Linked DNA regions of Homo sapiens: region 2 is linked to region 1. Evidence: chromatin loops called from intact Hi-C (ENCODE). Cell type or tissue: psoas muscle. All regions are shown on one strand. Each heading gives the region's core, and the rest is flanking DNA. Links, peaks and the distances in the headings are about the cores only.

Evidence for each region. Hi-C counts contacts between places; a loop is a spot of excess contacts. Peaks named below come from ENCODE experiments on the same cell type or tissue, not always from the same donor. Only the 100,000 strongest peaks of a DNase experiment are listed, where the experiment ranks them.
Region 2: a loop joins it to region 1, with 2.4 times the contacts of the local background. A loop is called at or near these places in 7 of 110 quality-filtered maps.

What each region holds. Positions count from the first base shown.
Region 1 is chr10:24,213,847-24,216,754 of GRCh38, reverse strand. The region is part of intron 1 of KIAA1217; the gene reads right to left. Among named protein-coding and RNA genes, the nearest start is that of KIAA1217, 6.2 kb to the right of the region's middle. RefSeq lists an enhancer at 1,758-2,346. In psoas muscle, for the core only: no CTCF peak of the experiment used is centred there; a DNase peak (open chromatin) is centred at 1,804; H3K4me3 peaks cover 1,459 bases; H3K27ac peaks cover 2,500 bases.
Region 2 is chr10:24,291,947-24,294,854 of GRCh38, reverse strand. All of the region lies in intron 2 of KIAA1217, which reads right to left. Among named protein-coding and RNA genes, the nearest start is that of MIR603, 18 kb to the right of the region's middle. RefSeq lists an enhancer at 1,284-2,483. In psoas muscle, for the core only: no CTCF peak of the experiment used is centred there; DNase peaks (open chromatin) are centred at 1,414 and 1,744; H3K27ac peaks cover 2,500 bases.

The DNA.
Region 1 (2,908 bases), core at 301-2,800:
CCCGAGTTCGAGCAATTCTTGTACCTCAGCCTCCCGAGTAGCTGAGATTACAGCCGTGCGCAACCATGCCCGGCTAATTTTTGTATTTCTAATAGAGATGGGGTTTCACCATGTTGGCCAGGCTGGTCTCGAACCCCTGACCTCAAGTGATCTGCCCACCTCAGCCTCCCAAAGTGCCGGGATTACAAGTATGAGCCATCACACCCAGCAATGCTATTGACTTTTAAGTGGAATTGGAAGATTAGTTTTGACATTATTAAGAAAATATATTTTAAGTTATCCAGGACAGCTAGATGAATTAACAGGATTGAGCCTCTGGAAAGGTGATTTCTTATGCAGGCATACACACATCTGTCTACATACACACATACAGCCATACAGATAAACATCCATGCATGTCCAACGGCAATAACGGCAGAAAGTCGCATCCTGCCTTACTATGCTGCACAGGCTCATATGATCTATTCTGTTTCATCCAAAGAGCATCAAGAGAGTTCAAGACAGCCGGGACAATAAACCCTCTTTCTTCTTTGAAATGAGTTGGGAAGGGAGATGGAAGGGGAGAGTTTTGGGGGTCAGAGCCAATCTTCAGTCCACATTAATCTTTGAGCAGCCCTGACTTACTGGACTAGACTCATCAGACCCCTGTTTTTTTCCTAGCACTTTTCACCTCATGTTGCTTTTCTGTTTTTTCTCTTTCTTGTGGATTTTTCCAAAATATCTCCAGTTGCTTAACAAGGATTGATGCGATTTAGAGGAAAGGTACAAAAAGCATCAACCACTAGCAAGGCTAGAAGGCTCAATGCAGCCACTTGGCAAACATCGGATTGCCTTTGGAGCTCACTCCTTCCTTTTGTCTCAATTTCCTGCCTTGTGCCTTCCACCCAATGCCCAATGCTCTATCATCCTGTCTGCCTCCCCTCCTACCTCGAGGCACCTGCTCTCCTGTCACCAGCACTCAGAGCCACCTAACGCCACTTTCCACACAAAGGCACTTCAGCACATCTGTCACTTGAGCCTTTTCCTCGACAAGGCTCAGCTCTTGGAAGCGTCAAGCCCCACACCTGGGGGAGAAGCAACAACTCTGCCATTCCAGCCATTTAAGGAGAATGTGGTCTTTTCAGTGGAGAAAAACTAAGAATGATTACAAACTAGAGAGGGATCAGGCAGAGGACATTTAGTCACAATTCCACAGCCATGTTGTCAGAGATCTGAGCCTGGCCAACTCCTCATTATCCACATGAATAGAGAAAAGCTCAAGTGTGGATTATCCAAGTCATCAAAACAGAAATACAATTCGATTTCTTGTTTGGAATGCGCTTTGGTGTTAACATTTAAATATGGGTGTGTCTAGCTGTTCGCTATTCTGGGAATCCTTGTCAAACAAAATAATGAAGCTGTAGCATGAAGGCAAGGCTTGGGCTTGCTGAAAGGCAGTCCTGTTTCCCTTTCCTGCCCCTCCCAGCCTCTGCAGAGCCCAGGGCAACTCCTCCTGGGAGCTCACTTCAAGCAGGGCAAAGAGCAACATAGGAGCTTAAAGCCGAGCAAAATCCCTGGAACATTCCCTGGAGAAGTGAGGACAAGGCAGGCAGAAATGCTAAAGGGACACTCTTCAGGAATCCAAGGAGCTCCCAGGCTAGGATTTGGCATTCTGGAAAGAAAGCATAGAAAGTAGGGGCTGGGGCAGACACCAAACACGCAGAGGCTCATGGAAGATGGGGCCTCCTCAAGGAGAAAGCCGCACTGCAAGTCCGGCAGGCAGGCAACTGCAGGCGCTGCCAAGGCCAGCTTCTTTGCCACAACTCGGGTTACTCTGGCTGGGTCAGCTGACCTGCAGCAAGGGATTTGGGGCCTTGCACCACTCAGGCATTCCACACCTGCTCCAGAGCCAGCAACAGTGCTGATGGCTTCCCTGAGATCCTATTCCTGGGTCAAGATTAGGTAGGCCACAGACTCTTAGGGAAGGCATCCCTCACTTCTTTCTAGTGGCTTCTGGTTAGCTGTCTCCTTCTCAATTGTGCTGAGAAGCTCTCTTGTCATAGGGAGCATCATAGGGAGTTGCTGTTTGGTCTGGTTGTACAACCTCTCTGGGTGTACCGTGGCAGAGACAGCCCTATGTGTTCGACCAGAACGCTCTTCTGCTGCACACAGAGGAAGACCACATTTTCCAGCCATCTCCATCTCACTGGGTCCTTGTACTAATTCCAGTCAATGTATTGTGGGCAGAAGCCATGTGGGCCACCTTTTGTTGGGGCCCCTAGACCTCCCAAATAACCTTCCACGTTCTCTCTCTCTTTACTCTTTGGCCAGTTGAATACAAAGGATCCAGCAGAACCCTCCAACGCCGTGGGGGATGCCATAGTGACAAGGCAGGAGGAGCCTCATCGGCCACCCAGGAAATCCACCTGGCCACAGAAATCACACTGTGCTGTGTCTGAGTGAACAATTAACCTTAATCATGCAAAGCCACCAAGATTAGAGGGTGGTTACAACAATTAGCCTATCTGATTAATACACATAATCGGTTAGCAGGCCGCAGAATCCTACAGCATCCCTCAGTTTTCAAGCTCCCTTGTTTTTTTTCTTTGTTTGTTTTTAGAAACAGGGTCTTGCTCTGTCACCTAGGTTGGAATGCAGTCATGCAATCATGGCTCACTGCAGCCTCAAACTCCTGGGCTCAAGTGATCCTCCTGCCTCAGAATCTGGAGTGGCTGGGACTACAGGTGCATAGTCACCATGCATGGCTACTTTAAAAACATTTTTTTTTGTAGAGATGGGGTCTCACTATGTTGCCCAGGGTGGTCTAGAACTCCTGGCCTCAAGTGATCCTCCTGCCTCAGCATCCCAAAGTGATGGGGTTAGCTCCCTTGTTACTATCATAATATATATACAAATCAGCACAGAAATT
Region 2 (2,908 bases), core at 308-2,807, 78 kb before region 1:
CCTGGCAATGTGGACAGTGACCGAATTGCACTTGCCTTTCAGGTCCTAGAGTTTCAGACCCCTGACTCCTTTCCTGTCCCTGTAGGAGACATCAGAAGTCTCTGAAGTATGCAGAAGACTAAATGGAGATCTTAAAGTTTCCACGTTCCTTTCTAAATCCTAATTAAATGAAAACTTTTCTAAGGAAAAAGCTTGCTCTGAAGCAGTTGGTTGAAGTGTACAGTGGAGCAGAACCATGTTCTGTTAAGGAAACAGATCCACTGACTACGCTGGTGTTTACTAAATGCATACACGGTGGTCTATTTCCTCCTCAGTGTGAACGTAGCTAACTGCCATTAACTTGCCTAATGAAAGTAGCATCCACACACATCAAACACATGCCCCTCAATGGACAGACAGGGAAGGTGCCAGTTGTTCAATCCCTGTCTTGATGATCATAAAGAAACTGGAGTCTGTAAACCACTACCTGTTGAAAGAATTAGATGTCTGGGTAGGCAATCACATCGATAATTTAAACTGTGAGAAGCTAGTAGGGGAAAAGAGTGAAATGTACATGAAATGGGACAGAACTGCCTGAACCAAGCAGGCAAATGTAGAGCCCCAAGGTGGCCAGTCCACTCCACGTGGAAAGGAACTATTTCTTTTTTTTTTTTTTTTTTTTTTTTTTGAGACGGAGTCTCGCTCTGTCACCCAGGCTGGAGTGCAGTGGCGCTATCTCGGCTCACTGCAAGCTCCGCCTCCCAGGTTCATGCCATTCGCCTCAGCCTCCCCAGTAGCTGGGACTACAGGCGCCTGCCACCACGCCCGGCTATTTTTTCTATTTTTATTAGAGACGGTGTTTCCCCGTCTTAGCCAGGATGGTCTCCATCTCCTGACCTCGTGATCCGCCCGCCTTGGCCTCCCAAAGTGCTGGGATTCCAGGCGTGAGCCACCGCACCCGGCCAGGAACTATTTCAAAGACGTCGGTCGGAGACCTTCATGCCAGGACACCAGCAAGCTGGCAAAACAGATCTTGCAAAGGGTTTCTGCACTCTATCTGTGAGCTTCATTAATAGGCACTCAGGACTGAGAACCTTCATGTCAGCTGTGACAAGTGAATAGTCAGTAGAGAGAAGCTATTAATTTAAGACACCGTTGATAATGCAGTCTACCTTAAGAACAGGCAACAAGGGGCTTCAGATGCTGAAGCACAGACACAAGACATCCTGGAACTCCAAGTCCAAAGGGGAATGCTCAGGGCAGATATCAACAATGAAACCTTTTAAGCTGAGTCACTCTCAGCCTGACGGCTGCCAAGCCCAACAGCCATCCCTGGTTACAAGCTAGAGGAAAAGTCCCTGAGCATATCTGTTGTTTCCTGTGTGTAAAGATGCTAAATGCCAGGTGCTTTCCTCTAGAGTGGAAGGGCCGGGGCGGGGCAGTGCCTGCAGAGGCAGCAAGGTCAAGAGAGTTCATTTGGTTATTGCCATTAAAAAAGACTTCCCAGCCAGGCGCGGTGGCTCACGCCTGTAATCCCAGCACTTTGGGAGGCCGACGCTGGCAGATCACTTGAGGTCAGGAGTTCAAGACCAGGCTGGCCAATGTGGTGAAATCCTGTCTCTACTAAAAACAAAAACAAACAAAACAAACAACAACAACAACAAAATTAGCCGGGCATGGTGGCACATGCCTATAATCCCAGCTACTCGGGAGGCTGAGGCAAAATAACTGCTTGAACCCAGGAGGCAGAGGTTGCAGCCAGCCAAGATTACGCCACTGTACTCCTGGCTGGGCGACAGAGGGAGAGTCTGTCTCAGAAACAAAACAAAACAAAAACAAAAAACAACTTCCCGAGCATGCATTTTGGGTGCATCTTGAAGTGCAGCTTGTAGCATGTAGAAATTGGCCTTCTGGTTCACAGAGTGCTGCAAGTGAAGTACTAGATGTCTGCGTATTTCCAGATATACTCAGATCATATTTCAGGCCACCTTTCTTCTTTTTTTTTTCTAATCCAGGATGCGCTCAGGATTCCCTCTCCACTCACCATGAAGAACTTCAAGTAGCGGCCACACTTTGCAGTGCCTCTCACTCAGGCTGCGATATCCTAAGCGTTTACCTTCATTCCGTGGAAACTCTTGAAACAGCCCATGTCAATCATGACTCAGCAGTTTTTCCTTACCATGAAAACAGCAGAGCAATGGGTTTCTCCATTTTTAGAGTTAATGCATTAGCTATAAATGTAATTCCATAGTAGATATGAAGTGCAACAAAAAAAAGTCTGGGACAAATTCTGCCACTTTTCAGAGGGTAACAGGAGATGGTTGACTCAAGATGGAATGTAAGAACCCTCATGGCCTCCCTACCCTTCTCTTTAACCTCTTCATGGTTGTGCAGAATAAACCTCTAATACTTCTGATGAGTGAGGCAAATGGCCTTCCTGTAAAGGCAGAACCCCAAGAATTTTCAAGAAAGTTTGTGTGGCCAGCCTGAGGTTCCAGGGAAGAGGAATGGGTATTTGGAATAGAGAAATACAGTGGTTAATTCTGAGCTCCAAGTTATTGGTCCAAATTGGTCTACTTCAATTCCTTGGTCAGTCTTTTGGAGTTTTCCATCAGTTAAACAATGTCCACGGTAAACTGCCATGACCACTTAACCTCAACTGCAAACTACATCCACTTAATCCTCTGGGGTCCCTTTTTATTCATAATAAATCCAGAAAAATCTTGTATTGTGTTTTATTTCCTCAATCATATCTCCTTTAATTCTCCAACAAGCCTTTCCTGATTAGAAAAGCCAGAAAACTCATCCAAATATCTCTGTTGAAGAGCTGGACAAAGTTTTCAAGTATTATTGAATTTTTAATCCACTAAACAAAAATCCTCCAATGTTGTTCCATTTTATTTCAGGGTCTAGTTTCTCTATGCAACTG